Linked DNA regions of Homo sapiens: region 1 is linked to region 2. The links are chromatin loops, found by intact Hi-C in ENCODE. Cell type or tissue: PC-3. All regions are shown on one strand. Each heading gives the region's core, and the rest is flanking DNA. Links, peaks and the distances in the headings are about the cores only.

Region 1 (4,403 bases), core at 306-4,305, 120 kb after region 2:
CACCATCAAAGAGTGTTATAGAAATCAAGCCAAAAGAGTCATTGCCCTCAAGGAGCTTATTATCCAAAACAGATGACACTGGCACCAACTAACATGTAAAAGGTCAGAGCCATGGGCAGAATTGTACAACAAACTTAGACCAGAAAGAGCTTAAGAGCAAAACAACAACAACAACAACAACAACAAAGGAATTAAGATATAAAAACATTCATGCATAAGTAAGGTTCACAGATCAGAGTTCCTGGATCAACAAATGAGACAGGAAAAGTATTTAGAGAGTAATTTTTAAACTTCTTCCTGTCTTACCAGCATTTTCAGCGTGAATTGTGTCTTTCCTTTTATAGACTGCTAACTGACTACAATAAAACTTTGAGGTAAGTTTTGACGAGTCTTCAGAGATGGATAATAATTTCCATATCCACCAGGAAAGAATCAAAAACTGCTTCACTGAGTCTTAATCACATGATCAGAATGTGTAAAATTGTCAGGAAATTTCTCAGGTTTTTCCATCATATTGTTATAATTCTTAAAGGAATAATACTCAAATAAGCAACTAGGGAAAGAATTTCAAAGCTCTGACACAATGATGCTACTGTTCATTATTTACATAAATACTCACTCTGGGTTTGTTTTTACGTTCTGCATTTCTTCTAACTGTTCTGATTTACTCATCCCTTGGGCAGCCAGTGAATAGTCTAATTTTGCTCCTCAGGCTTAAAAAATCTATTTAATCAAGTTAGATACATTTTTGTTTCCTTTTAAGTACCATGGTATATTAAATTATTCTAGAAATACCTAAAGATAATTGAAGCTAATATTGTAGTCTTGCTTTTGAAAACAATAAACCTTTCTCCTTCTGAAGTCTGAGGTGTCAGTTATTACTTTTCCTTCTAAGCAAATCAGCCAAAAACTCAGATGATGTACAGATCCCAGTAACTGTCAATAACAGAGTTAATTCAGTAATATACCAATTAACAAAATCTGATCTCTGATCTCAGATCAATGTGAACTTTCTTCTATAAAATACATACTAGAGAGGTTCACCAAAAGAAATGGTATTGCTAACATGAAGGGAGTTTGAGAACTTAACATATTAACATCAACCAGAAAACAAACATATAAACTTCTAAGCTGATATGAGAATCAAAATAATAACTGCTAATACTGAGACACAAAACTTACTACCTTGCCAAGTACTGCTCTTTATGTGTATGTGCGCGCATGTGCGTGCATGTATGCATTTGGTCCTCCTGACAAGTCCGGAGGTAGGTACTGCTATTACCCCCATTTTATAACCATAAAAACTCAATCAGCTAATAAGCAGCAGAGCCTGAATTTGAATCCAGGCATACTTCCGAAGTCCACACTATTAACCACTGTACTATAATGACTTAACTAAATTCATTAACTCAATATAATACATATAAAAGCAAATTAAAACTTGAAGTGCTGAAAAATATACATAATAACTCTTACAACATAAATTCATTTTAATGGAATAATATCTAAACTTTTTGTATAGGGATACAGATCAGATGGCATTCTCAACTGCAGTATAAAGTGAAATTAGGCAAAGAATGGAAAGTAGATCCCGAAATTGCTGGAGAGGCTATATAATCAGGCTCAGAAAATATATGAGAATACAGAAGTCTTGGCACATCCCGGATCCCAGCCAGATTCCAGACTCAGAACCAGGCTGGAGGACACCACTGACACTCCAGAATGCTGGATGTGACACCGTCAGTGGCATTGCTACCCCTGAAAATTGGATGTTGCCACTACTCCTGCTGCCACAAAGGAATATATTCTCTCCTTTCACTAGCTCCTGAATCAAAGCCCAGAGTACATGGAATTGATTGGCCAAATCTAGGTTGCATACCTGCATTCTCATAATACAAAGAGGCCAGGAAAGTGAGCATTTGCCATTCTTGGCTTTTGGAGTGAGAACTGTGCTCCACTTCCAAGAATTATGTGCTCTACAATCCATTTAATGGCATCGGGAGACGTGATTGTCTTCCAGGTGGTGACTCTCAAAAGCTGAGTCATGTATACGTACATATGCTCCCTGTGCATGTTCTTAAGCTTTTAGTAATCCTCAGGAATGTTAAAGACCAAAAGTTTACCCCTTCATTTATTAAACAGACCTTCTTGATGTCCTAAAATTGTCTCTTTCAAAATTTTCAAAATCTATTAATTTTGCCATTTTCAGGTTAGCATGTGGGTGTGTGAGATGAGGGCTTAAGTGAGCTGACTTAACCCTGCTATGTTGACACCAACAAGGGTATTTCAAAAACATGTTTAAGATTAAAATACTATTTATAAATCTTTTATTTATTTATTTATTTATTTATTTATTTATTTATTTAATTTATTTATTTTTTGAGACAGAGTCTCGCTCTGTAGCCCAGGCGATCTTGGCTCACTGCAAACTTCGCCTCTCAGGTTCAAGCGATTCTCCTGCCTCAGCCTCCCAGTAGCTGGGATTACAGGTGCCTGTCATCATGCCTGGCTAATTTTTGTATTTTTAGTAGAGAAAGGGTTTCACCATGTTGGCCAGGCTGGTCTCAAACTCCTGAACTCAAGTGATACGCCCACTTCGGCCTCCCAAAGTGGTGGGATTACATACGTGAGCTACCACGCCTGGCCTAAAATTCTTCATTTTAAAACAATTTTAGACTTACCAAAAAGTTGTTAAAAATGTTAGAGAGGTCCATATCACAGCTTCCCCTAATGTTAACATCTATCAAGATTATATAATTATCAAAAAAAACAGAAGAGTAACACTGATAGAATTCTATTAGCTAATCTACAGACCTCATTCCAATTTCACCAGTTTTCCTACTAATGTGCTTTTTTTTCTAGTCCACATCAAATACAGGATCTCACATTGCATTTAGTTGTCATATTTCCTTAGTCGCCTCCAATCTAGGATAGCTCATGATTTTGACATGTGAAAACTAGTGGCCAGTTATTTTACAGACTCCCTCTCAAGTTGGGTTTGTCTGGTGTTTTCTCATTATTAGGTTAAGGCTACACATTTTTGTAAGAATCTGACAGAAGTGTTGTTATGCCTTCATATGCATCATATCAAGATTTATATGATGTCAATATGTCTTATTACAGATGATGTTATCTTTAATGTCTCTGTTAAGGTGGTATCTGGCAGGTTTCTTCAGTGTAAAGTTATTAATTCTCCCTTTGTAGCTGATAAATATCTTGTGAGGAAATACCTTGAAACTATGTAAATATTCTGCTTCTCATCAGAGCTTTGCTCAACTAATTTTAGCATCCATTAATGATTCCTGATTACAATAAGTGTTACTATGGTATCTGCCTCATGGTGATTTTCTATTATTCGTTCTACATTTATTAATTGGAATTATACTGTAAGGAAGAGTTGTTTCTTATCTACTTATTATTTCTATCAGTATGGATTCATGATATTTAACTTATTCTATGGGTTATAGTTCACAGACTTGCCCCTGATTCGGTCATAGGGAGCTCCTCCCAGTTAGCTCCTGTGTCCTTCTGACATGCCCCCATTGTTTTGTTAAACAAATTATCCCAACTTGACTAATATCATTGTATTAGTCCATTCTCATGTGGCTAATAAAGACATACCAGAGACTGGGTAATTTATAAAGGAAAGAGGTTTAATTGACTTACAGTTCCACAGGGCTAGGGAGGCCTCAGGAAATTTACAATCATGGCAGAAGGAAGAAGAAGCAAATACAACCTTCCTGCATGGCAGCAGCAAGAAGTGCCGTGTGAAGAGGGGGGAAAGCCCCTTATAAAACCATCAGATCTCGTGAAAATTCACTCACTATCACAGGAACAGCATGAGGATAACCGCGCGCATGATTAAATTACCTCCCACCCTCCCATGACACATGGGGATCATGTGAACTACAATTCAAGATGAGATTTGGGTGGGGACACAGCCAAACCATATCAATCACTGAGAAAATATATTCCAGAGTGAGCTCAATCAGGGTAACTTAATTCCTTTGTCAATTATCTTTACTACACAAATGAACCATTTCCAATTTTTTTTCCTTTTCAGTTTAATTTTACTGAAATTTTTCTCACTGAGATTCAGTTGTCCATTTAACTTCTACACCAAATATTTATCTATTTTTAAAAATTCACTGGGAATTTTCTTTTGTGACCACAATTCTACCAAATCCAATTCTGCAGAGTCAAATACTGCAGATGTAAATTTTAAAAAGAATTTTTGAAGCTGGAGGGAGAATTTTAGAGGTCCTTTAGCCCAATCTACTCATTTTACAGAACAGAAAACTGAGGCAAGGAGAGGTCAAGCACTTTACCTTAAACAGCTAGTTTTGAAGCAGCAGCGGCACAAAAGTTAGTACAGTGCTCTTCTTCCACACCACAGTGCAGGA
Region 2 (4,328 bases), core at 329-4,328:
ATTTAGCCCTCATGATAGGCTCTATGGCAGATTCTACTGTAAAGGCTGTGGTTACACAATGGACTTTAGGTTATCTTGTGAAAGTTATGCTAAATAATATAATTGCTCTACATTACTTATTGGCTAAACAGAGAAATATCTGTGCAGCTGCTGGCACTTCTTGTTGCCCATGGAGAAACACATCACATCAGGTATTATAGAAGTTCAGTGGTAGGGGATTAACAAAGAGACTGCTTAAAGTGAGTAGATTATTTATCTAGCTCCTTCTTTATTTGATTTTAGGTGGTTTGCTTTATGGGGACACTGGCTAAGGCGCATACTGCAAACTCTTGGTATTGTCCTCCTCATAGTCATAATAGTCTCCCTGGTGTGCTGTATTCTCTCAACAGTTCTAAATGTTTGCATGCAGACATCTTTAGAATGTCAAATGATCTTTCTTCAACTGGATAAGAGCTAAAAGAAATGTGTGACCATGAGGACATCATAAACTATGAATTACGTGCTGAGACAGGAAACCCAAAATGATGGTACAATAACTGAGAGTGGGCTGGGCGCGGTGGCTCACACCTGTAATCCCAGCACTTTAGGAGGCCGAGGCAGGTGGATCATGAGGTCAGGAGTTCAAGACCAGCCTGGCCAAGATGGTGAAACCCCATCGTTACTAAAAGTACAAAAATTAGCTAGGCATGGTGGCAGGCGCCTGTAATCCCAGCTACATGGGAGACTGAGGCAGGGAATTGCTTGAACCCGGGAGCCAGAGGTTGCAGTGAGCCGAGATCATGCCACTGCACTCCAGCCTGGGTGACAGAGTGAGACTTCGTCTCAAAAAATAATTTTTTTTTTTTTTGAGATGGAGTTTCACTCTTGTTGCCCAGGCTGGAGTGCAGTGGCGTGATCTCGGCAGCTCACCGCACCTTCTGCCTCCCGGGTTCAAGCAATTCTCCTGCCTCAGCCTCCCAGGCAGCTGCGACTAGAGGCGCCTGCCACCACGCCTGACTAATTTTTAGTAGAGACAAGATTTCACTATGTTGGCCAGGCTGCTGGTCTCGAACTCCTGACCTCGTGATCCGCCCGCCTCGGCCTCCCAAAGTGCTGGGATTACAGGCGTGAGCCACCACGCCCAGCCTAAAAAAAATAAAAATTAAAAAAAAATAACTGAGAGTGACATTAAGGCCTTAAATTTGGGTCACACTCTTATATGAGAACCTGACCAGAAGGGGGTAATTTTTAAACAAAGTTATGGGAGGCCATTGTTTTGGACTGGGCTCATGCTCTAAGCCCCAACAGACCAGACCAAACTAAAATGGAGTCACTCATGCCAAATGTGACATAATCAAACTAAGACTTCAGGAAACACATAGATCCTAGAACAGGTGGGTTTTGTTTTTCTCCTGTAAACAGAAAGTTCCAGCATAAGGAGGTACCCTCTACTTTAACCCTTACAAAAAAAAAATAATAATAACCTCAGGTCTTTGTTTTCGCCTTACACAACCTACTGTTGTGCTATTTCTCAGTGGGTTTCAAGACCAAATAAGTACATTTACAATGGTGATAGGGACATCAATGACTAAAGTTTTGGTGAATCTCTCAAAATTGAGAGGGTTACCAAATGGAGGGAATGGTTAAATCCAGTTTAGCCTAAAGCTGCCTCCTTACGTATTTTAAGTTCAGCCTAAAGATTTCTCTGTACATCATGAACTATAACCTATATGGAGTTGTATACAGACTGTAGCCTACTCTTGTACAAATCACCAAGTTTTGGCCAAAGATGTCCAACTCTTCAACCTGTGTTCAAATAGGGCATTCACCAAGCTATAACCAATCCGGCTGTTTCTGTACATTTCCATTTTCTGTGCATTACTTTCCTTTTCCTGTCTATAAATCTTCTACCACATGGCTGCGCTGGAGTTCCTAAGCCTACTCTGGCTTGGGAGGCTGCACGATTAATGAATCATTCTTTGCTCAATTAAACTCTTTTAATTCAGCTAAGCTTTTTAACAGTGGACATGAATTTAAGGGAACACTGTTCAACCCAGTAAACTAGAAATATTTCCCAGAATCATCTTTGTCCTCTCCAATTGGGCACCTACTGATAATCAGGATTGCAATGGCCCTATCTAACAAATGAGTCATACTTTTTGACCCCGCATAATTCCATTTTGGGTTACTTACCAATTCTAAGAAAAGAATTCAACATAAACTATCCAAAGCAGCATTGCTTATAATAGCAAATTTGAAAATAATCTGTATTTCCAATAGGATAATAGTTTAGAATATATATGTATATAATGAGCTACTATGTAGCTACTAAGATTATATATGAGGTTTATATTATGGAAAATTTGCATGCTTATTTTATAAGTGAAAAATACACATTGTTCATAAATATAATAATTCTATTTTTGAGAAGAGAAAATAAATCTGAAAACTATATAAAAAAGAAAAAAATTGAAGGTAATTCATCAAAATATTAGTACTGTTTGTGCTAATATTTGAATTAGCACAAATTGAATGGTTGAATAATTTTATCTTTTAAGTTGTTGCAGTTACACATTTCTGTATAATAAACAATCCCACAACTTAGTAGCTTCAAATGACAATAATCATTTATTTTGTTCATTAATCCACAGTTTGGGCAGGGCACTGTTGGGATTGGCTCATCTCTGCTTCATGTGACAAGAGCTGATGTGACTCAACTGTAACTGAAGGATCTGTTTTCCAAGATGGCTCAATAACATGTTGCTTCCAGCTGACAGCTGTGGGAGCTCTTTTGGGGTTGTTGGCTAGGGGCCTTAATTCCTCTCCAAGTGGGCCTCTCCATGGGGCTGCTTGGGCTTCCTCATAGCATGGCAGCCAGGATTCAAGAACAAGTGTCCCAAGAGAAAGAAAGGAGGTGCAATTCTCTTAAGGTCTGGGCCTGGTGACTTGAAAAACATCATTTCTGCCATGTTCTGTTGGTCTAGATGTCACCAAGCCTGCTCAGATTTAAGGGGAGAGAAGTGTCAATGAGCTTGTGGCTATTTTTTTTTTTTTTTTTTTTTTGAGACGGAGTCTCGCTCTGTTGCCCAGGCTGGAGTGCAGTGGCGCGATCTTGGCTCACTGCAAGCTCCGCCTCCCGGGTTCACGCCATTCTCCTGCCTCAGCCTCCCGAGTAGCTGGGACTACAGGCACCCGCCACGACGTCCGGCTAATTTTTTGTATTTTTATTAGAGACGGGGTTTCACCGTGTTAGCCAGGATGGTCTCGATCTCCTGACCTCGTGATCCACCCGCCTCGGCCTCCCAAAGTGCTGGGATTACAGGCGTGAGCCACCGCGCCCGGTGGCTATTTTTAATCTACCATTAAAAATAAGCATTTCCAAAAGTTTCATTAGAGTATTATTACTACTGGGGGCAGGTGAAGTATCTTTTAAAATGCTTTTATTAAAAAATGTGAAGACAGTAGTATAAACTGATAATTCAGAAAACTACTTAGAATGGCAGTTTCTCCACTCTTTGCCCTGAAAGTTCCTCCTGCAGCTACATACTTCAACACACGCACACCCCACACACAAAGATCTCCTGTCTTCAGGCACTTCTCCCATGGCCTGGTCCTCCTCTCTCTTCTTTGGTGAGGGTATTAATCAAAAATTAAAGTTACATGTGCCTTATTCCAGAAAGATGGTTTTCAAAATGTGTCTGTAAACAACCCTCTCCAACTTCTTGATCTCTTCACAATAAGTCTCACAAATGAATGAGGCATATCACCTCTGGGGGGCTACTGACCCAGGCTGTTTGTGTACCTGTACACCTTGCCTTTCTCCTGCCCCATCTGACTCACTGATTATTAAACACTATCTCATGCCTGAGATAGTCATGTTGATTCTTTAAAGCTTGTCTCAAGTTGGCTCAAGTCTCATATTTGTTCTTAGATCACATTAAGAAAAATGCTCACACTTTTTTTTCTGCCTTCATATGGCTGTGAAGCTGACCTCTTGTTTTTTTAATGGGACAGAAAGCCATAATCTTTCAAAGAATAAATACTAAGGTCTGACTACAAAGCAATATGACTGATTGCCTAAGATTAAATGGTAGACAGTGTATGAAAGGTTTTAGTTGGGTTGGTTTTATTTGGTACTGTGTGTGTGTGAATGTGTGAGAGTTATGTCCTGGTTTTCAAGTATGAATGGCCCAATTTTAGACAGTTATCCTGGGAGATGAAGGAATTACTAGCTGTACCCAGTATCCTCGAATTGAGTCTAATTTATGGATTCTCTCCACAGAAAAATGTACGAGTATAAGCAAAGCATGCTGCATAAAATTTGAGGGAGTTCACAGACATCCCGCCTA

What was found. Hi-C counts contacts between places; a loop is a spot of excess contacts. Peaks named below come from ENCODE experiments on the same cell type or tissue, not always from the same donor. Only the 100,000 strongest peaks of a DNase experiment are listed, where the experiment ranks them.
Region 1: it touches region 2 in a loop (2.3-fold over the local background); 1 of 110 quality-filtered maps calls a loop at or near these places.

What each region holds. Positions count from the first base shown.
Region 1 is chr5:37,635,303-37,639,705 of GRCh38, reverse strand. The region is part of intron 10 of WDR70 (WD repeat domain 70); the gene reads right to left. Among named protein-coding and RNA genes, the nearest start is that of GDNF-AS1, 200 kb to the left of the region's middle. In PC-3, for the core only: no CTCF peak of the experiment used is centred there; DNase peaks (open chromatin) are centred at 635 and 2,035; H3K27ac peaks cover 932 bases.
Region 2 is chr5:37,755,956-37,760,283 of GRCh38, reverse strand. No RefSeq gene overlaps it. Among named protein-coding and RNA genes, the nearest start is that of GDNF-AS1, 82 kb to the left of the region's middle. RefSeq lists a silencer at 3,710-3,958. In PC-3, for the core only: CTCF peaks have their summits at 1,712 and 1,913; no DNase peak of the experiment used is centred there.